Linked DNA regions of Homo sapiens: regions 1, 2, 3 and 4 are each linked to region 5. Evidence: chromatin contacts called from ENCODE Hi-C or POLR2A ChIA-PET data. All regions are on one chromosome and are shown on one strand. The core of a region is the stretch at or near the end of the contact, and the rest is flanking DNA. Distances in the headings are between cores, read along the strand shown. Region 1 holds the start of BBLN (bublin coiled coil protein). Region 2 has its middle 19 kb from the start of SWI5. Region 3 overlaps LRRC8A (leucine rich repeat containing 8 VRAC subunit A). Region 4 overlaps MIGA2 (mitoguardin 2). Region 5 holds the start of SPTAN1 (spectrin alpha, non-erythrocytic 1).

What was found. Hi-C counts contacts between places; a loop is a spot of excess contacts on that map. ChIA-PET counts read pairs that join two places held with the same protein, here RNA polymerase II (POLR2A). Pooled maps may share reads with other maps.
Region 1: a map of naive thymus-derived CD4-positive, alpha-beta T cell shows a loop between it and region 5 (24-fold over the local background). The contact joins the promoter of BBLN here to the promoter of SPTAN1 in region 5. A Hi-C loop is called at or near these places in 1 of 168 maps with a recorded cell type or tissue (naive thymus-derived CD4-positive, alpha-beta T cell), 1 of 37 single-sample maps with no recorded cell type and 13 of 50 pooled maps. POLR2A ChIA-PET finds 5 or more read pairs at or near these places in 1 of 52 experiments (HEK293).
Region 2: a loop to region 5 is called in a map of PC-9, with 4 times the contacts of the local background. The contact joins the enhancer-like site here to the promoter of SPTAN1 in region 5. A Hi-C loop is called at or near these places in 5 of 168 maps with a recorded cell type or tissue (Calu3, HCT116, IMR-90 and 2 more) and 5 of 50 pooled maps. POLR2A ChIA-PET finds 5 or more read pairs at or near these places in 7 of 52 experiments (CD8-positive, alpha-beta T cell, Caco-2, GM10248 and 4 more).
Region 3: a map of naive thymus-derived CD4-positive, alpha-beta T cell shows a loop between it and region 5 (4-fold over the local background). The contact joins the enhancer-like site here to the promoter of SPTAN1 in region 5. A Hi-C loop is called at or near these places in 1 of 168 maps with a recorded cell type or tissue (naive thymus-derived CD4-positive, alpha-beta T cell) and 9 of 50 pooled maps. POLR2A ChIA-PET finds 5 or more read pairs at or near these places in 4 of 52 experiments (MCF 10A, PC-9, activated CD8-positive, alpha-beta memory T cell and 1 more).
Region 4: a loop to region 5 is called in a map of PC-9, with 4 times the contacts of the local background. The contact joins the enhancer-like site here to the promoter of SPTAN1 in region 5. A Hi-C loop is called at or near these places in 1 of 168 maps with a recorded cell type or tissue (PC-9). POLR2A ChIA-PET finds 5 or more read pairs at or near these places in 3 of 52 experiments (A549, HCT116 and activated CD4-positive, alpha-beta memory T cell).

Annotation. Positions count from the first base shown.
Region 1 is chr9:128,158,936-128,161,635 of GRCh38, reverse strand. BBLN (bublin coiled coil protein) reads right to left here and starts at 1,371. Exons shown (of 2, transcript NM_024112.4): 1 at 1,150-1,371. The coding sequence starts at 1,228. RefSeq lists silencers at 1,122-1,211, 1,422-1,631 and enhancers at 563-1,516, 1,517-2,470.
Region 2 is chr9:128,294,251-128,296,950 of GRCh38, reverse strand. No RefSeq gene overlaps it. Among named protein-coding and RNA genes, the nearest start is that of SWI5, 19 kb to the right of the region's middle. Within about 2 kb of position 1,395, at least 15 of the 41 ENCODE cell types and tissues checked have a DNase peak (open chromatin) inside an H3K27ac peak, as active enhancers do; they include HCT116, PC-9 and endothelial cell of umbilical vein, where a contact is called at or near this core.
Region 3 is chr9:128,901,407-128,904,106 of GRCh38, reverse strand. The region is part of intron 2 of LRRC8A (leucine rich repeat containing 8 VRAC subunit A); the gene reads right to left. Among named protein-coding and RNA genes, the nearest start is that of PHYHD1, 18 kb to the left of the region's middle. RefSeq lists a silencer at 194-366. Within about 2 kb of position 1,271, at least 22 of the 41 ENCODE cell types and tissues checked have a DNase peak (open chromatin) inside an H3K27ac peak, as active enhancers do; they include PC-9, where a contact is called at or near this core.
Region 4 is chr9:129,051,359-129,054,144 of GRCh38, reverse strand. All of the region lies in intron 6 of MIGA2 (mitoguardin 2), which reads right to left. Among named protein-coding and RNA genes, the nearest start is that of MIGA2, 16 kb to the right of the region's middle. Within about 2 kb of position 1,429, at least 14 of the 41 ENCODE cell types and tissues checked have a DNase peak (open chromatin) inside an H3K27ac peak, as active enhancers do; they include HCT116, where a contact is called at or near this core.
Region 5 is chr9:128,551,137-128,553,927 of GRCh38, reverse strand. It overlaps SPTAN1 (spectrin alpha, non-erythrocytic 1), which reads right to left and starts at 1,341. Exons shown (of 57, transcript NM_001130438.3): 1 at 1,232-1,341. It overlaps LOC101929270 (a long non-coding RNA gene), which reads left to right and starts at 1,515. Exons shown (of 4, transcript NR_188457.1): 1 at 1,515-1,560. RefSeq lists a silencer at 928-1,697.

The DNA of each region.
Region 1 (2,700 bases), core at 122-2,621, 390 kb after region 5:
AGGATCTGGCCACAGCAAGTACTTAGTGGATGGTCATTATTATCAATATTTCGAACTCTGTGTCCTGGGATACAGGCTAGGAGGAGGAATTGGGGAGGCAGGTGCCCCACACCCCTCCAGGCCAGGCTTTATCTGTGTCAAGGGTACTTCCCAGTTCCAAGCCTTTGCTTCTGCCTGGGACACCACCCTCCTCCCCACTGTTCTAAGTCCTGTCTGCCAACATCCACTTAATGTGACCTCCTGGGAAGCTCTTCCTGATGCTCCCAACAGCATTGCCCAATGCAGAGCTACCTGAAACTATTGTGATGGATGTACAACCCTGGGAATACACAAAAGCCTACTGAACTGTACAGTATGGGTAAGTTGTATAGCTCAATAAAGCTGTTACGCCAAACAAAACAAAGAGCATGCACCATACTTACACCACATTTACTAAATCCTCAGTGTATGTTAACATGCCAATCTTTACTATACCAAAGATAATAATGACGATAACCATTTACTGAACTCTTGCATGCTAGAACCTGCTAAGGATTTTCCTTTTTTTTGCATTTAATTCTGACACATCCCAGTGCAGCAGACACTAATCGTTATTCCTATTTTATAGAGGGGGAAACTGAGGCTGAAGAAGGTGAGAAGGGAGCCGATGGTTCTCTTCACACCCCACCCCTGCACTCGTAAGCACGCAAAAGGCTGCTCTGTAAGCTGCTGACATTTGGCAAGGCTGTGAGGCTACACCAGCAAAGCCGGGTGGCTGGGGATGCTGAATCGGCAGAGCGACGCCCCCGCGTCCCCAACTCCACGTCCCGGCCCGGCCCCTCCGCTAAGCTCAACCCTGCCTCCCTCAGGTGCCTCGGTCTCCCCCAGGACTGAAGGAAGTGGTGGAGCAAGGCCCACAAGGGCGAGTGTCCCCGAAGCTGCCTTAGTTTCCCCATCTGTAAAACGGGACTGGTGACCTGCAGCTCTCACGGGGCTGGGAACCGGCTCGCGGGTGCTCGCCCTGCATCCGAGACAGCACCTACAACTCCGGACCCGCTCGGGGCGGAATGGGTGGGCTCTTTGTTCCCTTCCGAGACCCCATCTCGATTCCCCTTCCCGGGAGGGCAGCCCTGAAAATGCAAGGTTGCTCCAGCAGCCCCCTCGGGTCACCTGCTTCCCCGAAGCCGTCCTCCTCGCCTTCCGCTCCCGCCTCCACCGGCATCCCCAGGTCTCCGTTGGGGCCCGACATTGCGGGCTCGGGCGCCCGAAGGGCCGCGCGACGATGGAACGCGGCGACCGTCGCGCCGAAAGCCGGCGCCGGATGGAAGGTGGAGGCGGCGGATAGAACACGGGCCGGAAGGGTAGAACGCGGCAGCAGATCTCCGCCCAGAGGCCGGTGCCCCGCCCCTGAAGCCGGAATCCCGCAGCTCCCGCTCCGCCCCGCCCCGCCCCCAGCCGGAACTCCGCCCCCGCCGCTGTTCTGGCCCCGCCCTACCTCCAGACTCCACCCCCACCACCGGACTCCCGCCTCCACCTCCCTCACAGTCGAACTCCGCCCATTCCGCCCCCGGCCTCGCCCCTCTCCCGGGCGCTGGGCGGGGCCACCACGGGGCTGCCCCTGGAAAAGCCCAGGAGTAGGGAGGTCCGGGAGGAGCGGCGGGAGACCGTCCAAGCCCATCTGCTGCTTCGGCCCCTCCGCGTTGGCGAAATCGAAAACGGGGTTTCCTTGTTATTTTTTGAGATAGGGCCTGGCCCTGTCTTCCAGGCTGGAATGCAGTGGGGTGATCTCTGCCTCCCAGCCTGAAGCGATCCTCCCACCTGAGCCTCCAGAGTAGCTGGGACTACAGACGGCTGCACCACGCTGGCTATTGTATTTTTTGGAGACGGGGGGGGGGGGGGGGGAGGGGTTTCGCCATGTTACCCAGGCTGCTCTCGAACTCCTGAGCTCGAGCCATCCACCCGCCTCAGCCTACCAAAATGCTGGGATTACAGGCACGAGCTACTGGGCCCAGCCTTGGAAACGGGGTTTCCACACCTCTTGTGGCTTCCGGATATACCTCTTGTGGCTTCCGGATATTCTTCTTCACAGCCTCGCTGAGAGTCACGAAGGGTCTCCTTCCTCTTTGCCTCTCTGCCTGCACCCCAGTGGAGAGGACCCAACACCCCTACCCCTGGATCTGGGCCTTCCTGGTCTTCAGCGCTTCTCTTAGGGCTCATTGGTTACAACCTGTGGGTGGGAATCAGGCTGGACTCCAGCTCTGGACAAGAGAAACAGGAACATTAGCTAGGCGGGGTGGCTCCCACCTGTAATCCCAGCGCTACGGGAGGCCGAGGTGGGAGGATTGCTTGAGCCTAGGAGTTGGAGACCAGCCTGGGAAACATAGTGAGACACCCTACTCCCACCCCCGCCCACTCAGCCCCCCCCACCCCCGTCTCTACAGAAAGCACAAAAAAAATTAGCCAGACCTGGTGGCATGCACCTTAGTTGCAGCTGTTTGGGAGGCTAAGGCAGGAGGATCACTTGGGCCCAGGAGTTCGAGGCTATAGTGAGCTATGACTGCACCACTGCACTACAGCCTGGGCAACAGAGTGAGACCCTGTCTTTAAAAAAAAAAAAATTAATTAATTAATTAAAAATAAAATGTTTAATTAGCCAGGTGTGGTGGTACACGCCTGTAGTCCCAGCTACTCAGGAGGCTGAGGCAGGAGAATCACTTGAAC
Region 2 (2,700 bases), core at 146-2,645, 260 kb after region 5:
TTTGGAAATGGGGACTCTCAACCACTCTCTGTTGTTGGGGGCAGTCAATGAGATACTGCGGGGCATGGTGACTCAGCTCCCTGTCTGACCCACAGAATTGCATATGTGCTGGTGATTGTGGCCATCAATCCCTTATCTGGTGAAACCTTTGGCTCATAACTGGTTTGGGTGTGTGATTGTTACCTTTCACCTCATTCTCAGGCCCATCCACATGACGTGGAACCTGGAGCTTTCCTCCCAATTCCTCCGAAGAATCAGGGTTGGGGGCCCCAACATCCCTTAGCCCCAACCACAGAGGCACTGGGCCCTTGGCCTGGGCTTCCTCCCTTCCCTCTCTCCCCAAGCGGCCCCTCCTTTTTTTCAAGACAGGGCCTCACTCTATCACCCATGCTAGAGTGCAATGTGTGATCATGGTTCATGGTAGCCTTGACCTCCTGAGCTGGATCGATCCTCCCACTTCAACCTCCTGAGTAGCTGGGTACCACCATGCTTGGCTTTGTTTTTTTTTTTCTTTTTTTTGAGACGGAGTCTTGCACTGTCGCACAGGCTGGAGTGCAGTGGCGCAATTCGGCTCACTGCAAGCCCCGCCTCCCGGGTTCACGCCATTCTCCTGCCTCAGCCTGCCGAGTAGCTGGGACTACAGGCGCCCGCCACCACGCCCGGCTAATTTTTTGTACTTTTAATAGAGACGGGGTTTCACCGTGTTAGCCAGGATGGTGTCGATCTCCTGACCTCATGATCCGCCCACCTCGGCCTCCCAAAGTGCTGGGATTACAGGCGTGAGCCACCGTGCCCGGCCCATGTTTGGCTGTTTTTAAAATTTTTTGTGGAGGATAGGTCTCACTATGTTGCCAAGGTGGTCTCAAACTCCTGGGCTCAATTGATTGTCCTGCTTTGGCCTCCCAAAATGCTAGGATTATAGGCATGAGCCACCACACCCTGCCCAGCTGATGTGGCCCCTTCTGAGCAAAACTAGAGTGGGGCACTATTTGGCGACACTGCTCTGTGACACATTTCTGTCAGGCCACCCAAAAATGACCCCTTTCAGTCCCCAGGGACAACAGTGCAGGCTGTACTGTGTTAGTATTTTGAACTCCGTAGGTGCCGGATGACAAATATTTTCGAGTAGGGTTTATACCGGATATGATCAAACAAACCATGTATGTGTACACACCAGGCAGAGTAACCTCTGCCACCTGTTTTCCAGCACATGGGGGCACGGCCTGAGGAATCCACATCTCGCAGCTGCTTGCTCCTTACTGCCCCTGGTTGCTTCAAACTCCTGAGAGGGGTGCTGCCAGAGAACCCCCTCTTCTATGTGTTCTGAGGATTCAGCCTTCGTGAATCTGGCCTGGCAGGCTGGAACCTTTCCAACAAGGCCCTCCCAGGGCTTGCTTCCCAGGGCAGTTGGGCACATCTCTGAGTGGACACTGCCCCCTCGAGGCCGTGCCCACTATGACACCTGGGAGAGCTGAGCTCACACAAGAGAAACAGACCAAGGTGGATGCTTTCCTTCCAAGTGTCCTCCCTGGGTGCCTCAAGATTGAACCAAAATGCAGAGCTGGGTTACGATTGTGTTTGGGGGAGACTTTCATCATGCACCAAGAATCCAAGTGGACACAACCTGCAAATCACCATCCCTGATCACCTTTCAACGAGACCAAATCCCTTTGTGTCCTGGGCCAACTAAGTTTTCTGCCTCTGGAATACTCTCCCACATTTTTTTTTTTTTTTTTTTTTTTTTTTGAGACGGAGTCTTGCTCTGTCGCCCAGGCCGGACTGCGGACTGCAGTGGCGCAATCTCGGCTCACTGCAAGCTCCGCTTCCCGGGTTCACGCCGTTCTCCTGCGTCAGCCTCCCGAGTAGCTGGGGCTACAGGCGCCCGCCACTGCGCACGGCTAATTTTTTGTATTTTTAGTAGAGACGGGGTTTCACCTTGTTAGCCAGGATGGTCTCGATCTCCTGACCTCATGATCCACCCGCCTCGGCCTCCCAAAGTGCTGGGATTACAGGCGTGAGCCACCGCGCCCGGCCTTTTTTTTTTTTTTTTTTGAGACAGAGGCTCACTCTGTTGCTTAGGCTGGAGTGCAGTGGTGCCATCTTGGCTCACCGCAACCTCTGCCACCCAGGTTCAAGTGATTCTCTTGCCTCAGCCTCCTGAGAAGCTGGGATTACAGATGTGTGCCACCATGCCCGGCTAATTTTTGTATTTTTAGTAGAGACGGGGTTTTGCCATGTTGCCCAGGCTGGTCTCGAACTCCTGACCTCAGGTGATCCGCCCGCCTCAGCCTCCCAAAGTGCTGGGATTACAGGCAGGCAGCCCTCTCCCACATTCTTACCTGGCTGCCTCCTACTGGACAGACATGGATGTCTCTTCCCCTGGGAAGTTTCCCAGTGTCCCATATTGGTTGGATGCAGCTCCAACATGCTTCCATAACCCTGTGGCAGCATTTTATCTGTATTGTCGTGGCTGCTTGAGTCTCTGACCTCCCGCTGGCAGGTGAGCACTGTGTGGCAGGGACCCAGAGACTGGGGCTCCCCAGCACCTGGCCCTGACAGTTTTTTTGTGTAGGAAGAGGCAAGACCAGCCAGCTCTCCACATAGAGAACATGGTGTAAGGTGAGAAAACCTCAAGGAAGGGCTCACCTCTCAAGGGGCTCCCACCCACTCAGAGCCTGGCCACTTCCCTCTCCTCCTCCT
Region 3 (2,700 bases), core at 22-2,521, 350 kb before region 5:
CCAGATGATGGGCCACCTTTCTTTGATTACTGATAATGTTAATAACCAGAATAGTAACAAACTTTTTTTTTTTCCCTTTTTGAGACAGTCTCACTCTGTCACCCAGGCTGGGGTGCAGTGGCATGATCCTGACTCACTGCAACCTCTGCCTCCTGGGTTTAAGTGATTCTCATGTTTCAATCTCCCAAGTGGCTGGGATTACAGACGCCCGCCACCACATCCAGCTAATTTTTGTATTTTTAGTAGAGACGGTGTTTTGCCATGTTGGCCGGGCTGGTCTTGAATTCCTGGCCTCAACCAATCCACCTGCCTTGGCCTCCCAAAGTTCTGGGATTACAGGCGTGAGCCACCGTGCCCGGCCTAGGTAGGAACTCTTTAAGAACAGCACTTCTCGGGCCAGGCACAGAGGCTCACGCCTGTAATCCCAGCACTTTGGGAGGCCAAGGCGGGCGGATCACGAGGTCAGGAGATCGAGACCATCCTGGCTAACAAGGTGAAACTCCGTCTCTACTAAAAATACAAAAAAATTAGCCGGGCATAGTGGCAGGCGCCTGTAGTCCCAGCTGCTTGGAAGGCTGAGGCAGGAGAATGGCGTGAACCCGGGAAGTGGAGCTTGCAGTGAGCCGAGATCACGCCACTGCACTCCAGCCTGGGTGACAGAGCGAGGTGCCGACTCAAAAAAAAAAAAAAAAAAGAACAGCACCTCTCTGCAAATGCCAAACACTCCCCAGCCCCAATCTTTCTAGGCTATGCTGGATGGGGAGGACAGGAGGAAGGCAGAGCAGGACCCCATGTGAGGCAGGTGGAATGGGGCACTCAGCAAGGGTGATGATGGCCACAGCCAGTGCTGAGGGCCTGGAAGTGTGCCAGGCACCAGGCAGGCCTCCCCTGCAGGCCCTCCTAGGGTCATCCTTGATGCCCAAGAGGCCAGGCCTCTATAGCCCCATCCCAGAGATGGGGGTGCTAAGGCTCAGGAAGGTGACATCACCTGCCAACATCCCCCTGCTATTAAGGGGCAGAGTAGAGTAAGAACAAACCCAGCAGGCCTGTCCCTCTACCACCGGGCTCAGGTCCTCGCCACCATGTGGGACTTGCCCTCCGCCTGCCCAAGGTCTCACCCAGGCGGTGCCAAGAGAAACAGGACTGGGAGTGCAGCTTCCCCGCCCCTCAGCATTACCAGCGCTCAGGTCACAAAGGGGCCAGCAGACACCACCGCCCGCCCTGGGCTGGCAGCTCCAGGCCAGAAGTCAGTCCTCCTAGTGATGCCAGGACTCACGGGCCAGGGCAAGCACCCGCCCCACAGGAAGGCCCGGGCCCTCTAATGACCAGGTGGGTCCACGCACCACCTACACTGCTGGGAAAGAAAGTGGCACTGGGAGAGCTTCTGAATCACACAGCTGCCTCCACTGAGACATGTGGACACCTGGAGTCCCCATCCAGGGCCAGGACCTAAAGACTGGGGAACAGAAGAGGGAGGAGAGGAGCCCGGTGCATGCAGCAGCCTGCCTGCCCCCAAGTCTGGAATGAGACAGCCAGGGCGGGCGCGGCTGTTTGAGCGGGCAGGATGTGGTGACAATGATACTGCAACACCTCCCTCGTGTTCAGGGAGTGGGGTGTGTTCGCTCACAGAAACACCTGCTTCCTCTGCGAGGAGCCGCCCCAGCCCCGCCGACCTGGGGCTTGTCTGTACCACCCAGACTCCTCCTTCTGAGGCAGGAAGTGTTCCCAGCTCAGTCACACAGGTGAGGGAAACTGAGGCTCACAGAGGCAAAACCACCTGCCCAAGGCAGGAAACACCGTCCCAATCAGGTCTGATTCTGACCACCCGCCCCAACTCCGTGCTTGGTCTGGGAACATCCGGACTCTGTTCAGCCCTTGGCTAGGTCCAGCGGGGGTAAAAAAAAATGATCAAGGTGGGACTTCTGCTTCAGGTTCCTCTCTCCAGTTTGAGTGTGTCTGGGGAGTGGAGGAGGGCCCTGGGGTTCCAATGGCAGAGCCTGGGGCTGGCTGCAGAGCTGAGAAGGGCCTGGACTGGAGTCTCTCACAGGCCTGGCCCGGCTGGTGCCTGGGCCTACCCCTGGTAAGGGTAACCTGTCTGGAGGGGTCACCCCCAGCTGCACCCGTTTCCTTGTCCTCTGCTGTGTGATTCTGGAAAAGTCACTGCCCCTCTCTGATGGGGCTTCGGGGGAGATCAGGAAAGAGGGTGCAGGCACCAAATCCAGGGTTGAGTTCCCAAGGGTGTGGGGAAAGGAGCCCCACCCCAACAGGAGCCAGCCGGGTGGTCAGAGCCACCTGCCTGCCCCCTACAGGGGCAGGCTCCCTCCCACACGGCTCTTGCCGAGGATGAAGAGGGGAAGCCAGTACCAAGGTGTGGGCCTGGACTCTGGTAGCCTCTCTGTGGGACCTTGGACAAGCTCTTCACTGCTTGCAGCCTCAGTTTCTTCACATACATGGTGGGCATGATACCACGCAGGGCTGCTGGGAGGAGGCCATGGAATTATTTTAATTAAATGGGACGGGGTCTTGCTATGTTGTCCAGGCTGGTCTCAAACTCCTGGCCTCAAGCAATCCTCCTGCTTTGGCCTCCAGAGTAGCTGGACTGTAGGCATGTAGCACCACACTAGGGTAAAAAAAAATTTTTTTTTTGAGGCAGTCTCACACTATTGCCAGGCTGGGGTGCAGTGGCACGATCTGGGCTCA
Region 4 (2,786 bases), core at 180-2,679, 500 kb before region 5:
GCTCCAAAACTGATTGTGATAATAGATACACAATTTTGTGAATATACCAAAAGCTACTCAATTGTACAGTTTAGATGCTATGTGAATTATATCTTTTCTTTTTCTTTTTGTAGAGACAGGGTTGCCCAAGCTGGAGTGCAGTGGCACAATCATAGCTCACTGCAGCCTTGAACTCCTGGGCTCAGGTGATCCTCCCACCTCAGCCTCCCGAGTAGCTGGGACCACAGGAACATGCCATGACACCCAGCTAATTGGTCACGCCACTGCACTCCAGCCTGGGCAGCAGAGTAAGACCCCGTCTCAAGAAAAAATTTTTTTGAGACAGAGTCTCACTATGTTGCCCAGGTTGGTCTTGAACTTCTCCCTCACTGGCTCAAACAATCCTCCCACCTCAGCTTTCCAAAGTATTGGAATTACAAGTGTAAGCCACTGTGCCCAGCCTATATTTCAATAAAACTGTTTAAAAATTATAGCAATAGGCCAGGCGCAGTGGCTCATGCCTGTAATCTCAGCACGTTGCGAGGCCGAGGCGGGCGGATCACCTGAGGTCAGGAGATAGAAACCAGCCTGGCCAACATGGTGAAACTCCATCTCTACTAAAAATACAAAAAAAATTAGCCGGGCGTGGTGACACATGCCTGTAATCCAAACTACTCGGGAGGCTGAGGCAGGAGAATCGCTTGAACCTGGGAGACAGAAGTTGCAGTGAGCCAAGATTGCGCCACTGCACTCCAGCCTGGGCAACAAAAGCGAAACTCCGTCTCAAAAAAAAAAAAAATTATAGCAATAGACAGAAAAAAATGCCTGAAGGAATAGAAAGTGGTGATGCCTGGATGAAGGGCTGCAGGCACCCCTTGTAGGATTGTAAGGTTGTAGGCGTCCTGGCATGTAGATATGCCACAGATCATTAACTGAGCACCTACTATGGACCAGGCCTGAACAGCTGGTGCTGGCGCCCCCACAGAGCGCCAGTGCTCCAGGAGGCCGAGGGTGCCACACCACACAACCATGGGCTGTCTGATCAGAGTCTGGGATCAGACTATTTTACACCCCCTTCTCTTTCCTATTTCTGTACTTTTCATTATTTGATAAGGAATATGTAATTGCTTTCACAACAAGGAAAACAATGCAAATTCTATCATTTTCAGATATAGTTTTTAGCAAGAAATACAATTTGGGAAATAAAGCTACCTCCCTTGAGTCCCCCTCACCAACACACTCCTACAGGTGCCCGTTCCCTGCCGACTCGCAGACAGGACCTGACGCAGCTGCAACTGCAGGCACTCAAGGGTTTGAGTCACTTCAAACCTCAGGTATTTCCCTGACCTTCACATCCTGAGCTCACGCCCCAGCAGGGACAGAGAGCATGGACACCTTCAACTTGTTACCAGCTGTGCCAGACACAGCCCTCCCCTTGTTCTGCAACCTGTTTCCCAGGTCCCCCTGCCAGCTGGCTCTCGGCCAATGGGACACACGGGTAGAGGAATGAAGGCAAGGGTGAGGGAGGAATAGGCAGAGAAATCCTCCCTCCTCCTTCTACCTCCGCTGCCAAAAGTGGCCCCATCCCCTCAAATTCCTGGGCTCAACTGGTCCTCCTGCCTCGGCCTCCCAAAGTGCTGGGATTACAGGTGTGAGGCACCGTGCCTGGCCACAAAAATTTAAATTTTAGCCTTTTAACTTCATTTTCCTTTCCTGATATTGCAATAATAAATATTCACTGTAGGCTGGGTGTGGTGGCTCAAGCCTGTAATCCCAGCACTTTGGGAGGCCGAGGCGGGTGGATCACTTGAAGTTAGGAGTTCGAGACCACCCTGGCCAACATGGTAAAACCCCATCTCTACTAAAAATACAAAAATTAGCCGGGCGTGCTGGCAGGCACCTCTGACTCTGGCTTCTCAGGAGGCTGAGACAGAATCGCTTGAACCCAGGAGGTGGAGGCTGCAGTGAGCCAAGATCACGCCACTGCACTCCAGCCTGGAAAACAGAGTGAGGCCACACCTTAAAAATAAATAAATTACAGGCTGGGCGCGGTGGCTCACGCCTATAATCCCAGCACTTTGGGAGGCCGAGGCGGGCGGATCACGAGGTCAGGAGATCAAGCCCATCCTGGCTAACACAGTGAAACCCTGTCTCTGCTAAAAATACAAAAAAATTAGCTGGGCGTGGTGGTAGGCACCTGTAGTCCCAGCTACTCCAGAGGCTGAGGCAGGAGAGTGGCGTGAACCCAGGAGGCAGAGCTTGCAGTGAGTCGAGATCGCACCACTGGACACCAGCCTGGGCAACAGAGTGAGACTCCGTCTCTAATTAATTAATTAATTAATTAATTAATTACATCCTGGCTAACATGGTGAAACCCCGTCTCTACTAAAAAATACAAAAAATTAGCCGGGCATGGTGGCAGGCACCTGTAGTCCCAGCTACTGGGGAGGCTGAGGCAAGAGAATGGCGTAAACCTGGGAGGCAGAGCTTGCAGTGAGCCGAGATCACGCCACTGCACCTCCAGCCTGGGCGGCAGAGCAAGACTCCGTCTTAAAAAAAAATAATAAAATAATAAATAAATAAATAAATAAGCCAGGCACGGTGGCTCACGCCTGTAATCCCAGCACTTTGGGAGGCCAAGGCGGGCGGATCATGAGGTCAAGAGATGGAGATCATTCTGGCCAACATGGTGAAACCCCGTCTCTACTAAAAATACAAAAATTAGCTGGGCGTGGTGGTGCACACCTGTAATCCCAGCTACTTGGGAGGCTGAGGCAGGAGAATCTCTTGAACCCAGGAAGCGGAGG
Region 5 (2,791 bases), core at 92-2,591:
CAAGACACCCCCACCCTTCCATCTTTGATACATTCTGTTTTACTTAAGGCCAATTGCTATGACGACGCAATTTCTCAACACATTATGAAAATACTTCATATGGCCTCTCTCCTGTTCTTCCCGAACAGCCATGATGGTAAGTTTTTCTAAAATAACATGATGAAGACAGAACAAAGGGCTTAAATATTTTAGGATCTATTATATAAAAGAGATCTGATTAGATGTTGGAACAGTTCAAGCATCATCTCAACCCAGCTTTCTGAGCTATTTAGGCTTTTCATTTAAAACATATTCAACTTTTAACAAGGCGCTTATTTAAAATATATTTTACTCTAGTACATCAGAGACTTTTGAAAGCGATGTTCTAGGGGAAGCGTCTAATCAAATTCTCAGGGACAGCTTTCAAACAAAAGACTGTTCTATCATTCAACAGTGGTATGGTAGAATTTTTGACACTGTATCTCGACTCGAAAGACCCAGTCCCAGGAAACACACACACAAACAAGAACGCTAAGCTATTAAGTTATTTGATTTGAGCCACATACCATGCAAGCACTGCATTTACCTATTATTTACAAGCAAATCACAACTAGGAAGAAAGAAAAATGTTTATTACAAGGAAAGAAAAGGAGACGGCCAGTCTCAGACCCTTCTGCGTTCAGAGAGACGGCAGAGATTCGCCATGCAGGATGAAATTAAGGTCAGAGAGCCGTTTACGCTATGCTCGGGCTCCCCGGGCTCTTCCTCCCTCTACGGCTGGCCGGCATTGCTGGTGCGATTCGGAAGAACGAGCTGCAGAAGTCGCTCCCGGCCGAGGGAAGGGACCGGGGGCGGTGCGGGGAGCGTTCTGCAGGGAGGCGGCTGGCGAAGATCCCGACGAGGGAGCCCCCACCCACCTGCCGCAGCCGGATGGGGCAGGGCAGGGCCGCGCCGCAGCCAGGCTTGGGGGTGGTTGGGAGGGACCCGGCGGCCTCGCGCCCCCTCCCCCCGTCAGTGACATTCCAGCGGCGGCGCCGAGCCTCGGCCCGGCTGCTCCTCCGCAGCCCACGCGCCACAAAAGCAGCGGCAGCGGCTTCCCCCACTCAGCCGAATGGAGGCAGCCCCGCGGCCCGCCCGGCTCACCTGTCCGCGCGCCGGCCCCGCCCCGCCTGAAGAGCTGCCCAGCTCCCACCCGGGGGTCGGCTGCCCGGGGCCCCGCTCCCTCCCGGAGCTCCCCGGCTGCCCCTCTCACCGGCTCTCGGGGGGTGAGGGGCGTGGGTGCGTCGGGCCGAGGGGTGCTGAAGGACCGAGGAGCCTCCGCGGCCTCCGCTCCACACCGTTCACTCCGCAGCGGGTAGTGGCGGCGACGCGCGCGCCCCGCCTCTTTTATAAGCGGCTACGCGCGCTCCCGCGGCGGGCGGGCGCGAGCGCCGGGGGAAGCGCCCCGGCGCTGCGCGAGGGGTGGGGGAGCGCGCCGGCGGAGCAAAGGGGGCGGTGCTCCCGCCGGCTCGCCGCCCGACCGCCCGGCGGAAAGGGCCGAGCGATCCCGGAAGGAGCCGAAGCGACAATGCGGGGGAAGAGGTGAGCGAGGGGCGGGCCGCGGGAGGATGGGGAAATGGGGCGCGCGCAAGGGGTGAGGGGTGATGGTGCAGTGAGGTCACTGCCTACGCCCTGGCGGTAGAGACGCTCCCGCCTCACCTCCCTCCCCGCAGCTTGCGCCCCGCCACCGCCCGCCCTGCGGACAGTCGTCTGCATCGCACCACTCCGCCCTGGGAGCTCTTCCAGGACTGCGGAGAAGGGCGGGGCGGGGGTATCGCTGCAGTCTGGCTGGGGATGCTGCGCGCCCCGGCCGGAAAAACGCCCAGTCCCAAAGGGTGAGATCACCCGAGTGCGTCTCTTCCTGCTCACTTTCCCGAGGAGGAGGCTGGCGCTGGGGTCCCAAGTCAGCCTAATTCGGTGGGGGCTGGGGTCAAGAAGACGCGGATGATTTGGGGCCCCGGGTTTGAGGAGGTGGTGAGAGGAAAAGGCCAAATCCGAATCAGAAAAAAAATTAAGTCGACTAATTTGGGGCATAAAGCTGTCATTCTGGGATTTGGAGAGTTAATTTCTTATGTTCTTGGAGATTATGGGGGAGGAAACGGCAGCGGCAAAATAATAATTTCTTACATTCCTGCAACAAAAGCTTTCTCACAGGTCGCCAGTGGAATAGGCTACATTCATCCTATTTCATAAACAAGACATTAAGGTTCTTTCTGGCACAATTAATCGAACTTGCCTTGTGTACTAGGCACTATGCTAAGTATTTCGTGTTACCTTTTCATTTCTTAATCTTTGCAATAATTTTATGAGATGTTTTCCCATTTTACAAATGGGCACTCTTACATAATGCTCATGTAGGCTAAGTCTCTTGGCCCAGGTCAGGCAGCTACCAATTGGAAGAGCTAGGATTTACATCTCAGCAGTCAGAACCTTCCCTTTGCAACCGTATGTGTATTGCCTTCAAATAGGAAAGGGAGGCATTTTGATGCGGGTGGCTGCTGGGGTGCAGAAAGAGAAAAATAAGATTCTCAGAATTTCTGATACTTAAAGTCCTAGCAGTTTAAGGTCCTGGCTCTAAACTCTGTAGCCAGAAGCCCTGGATTAGGAAGCCCTTTCCCTATCCCCATTCCGGTGACAGCTGGGCCGCAGCCACTGGGAGTAACACCCAGATCATTCCTGTGCAGTCAGGCAGACGGGGAGCTCTGCAGCTTAGGAAGGCTTCAGCCTCCTGGTTACCAAGCAGCTCTCCTCTTTAAATAAATATAAAGTCATT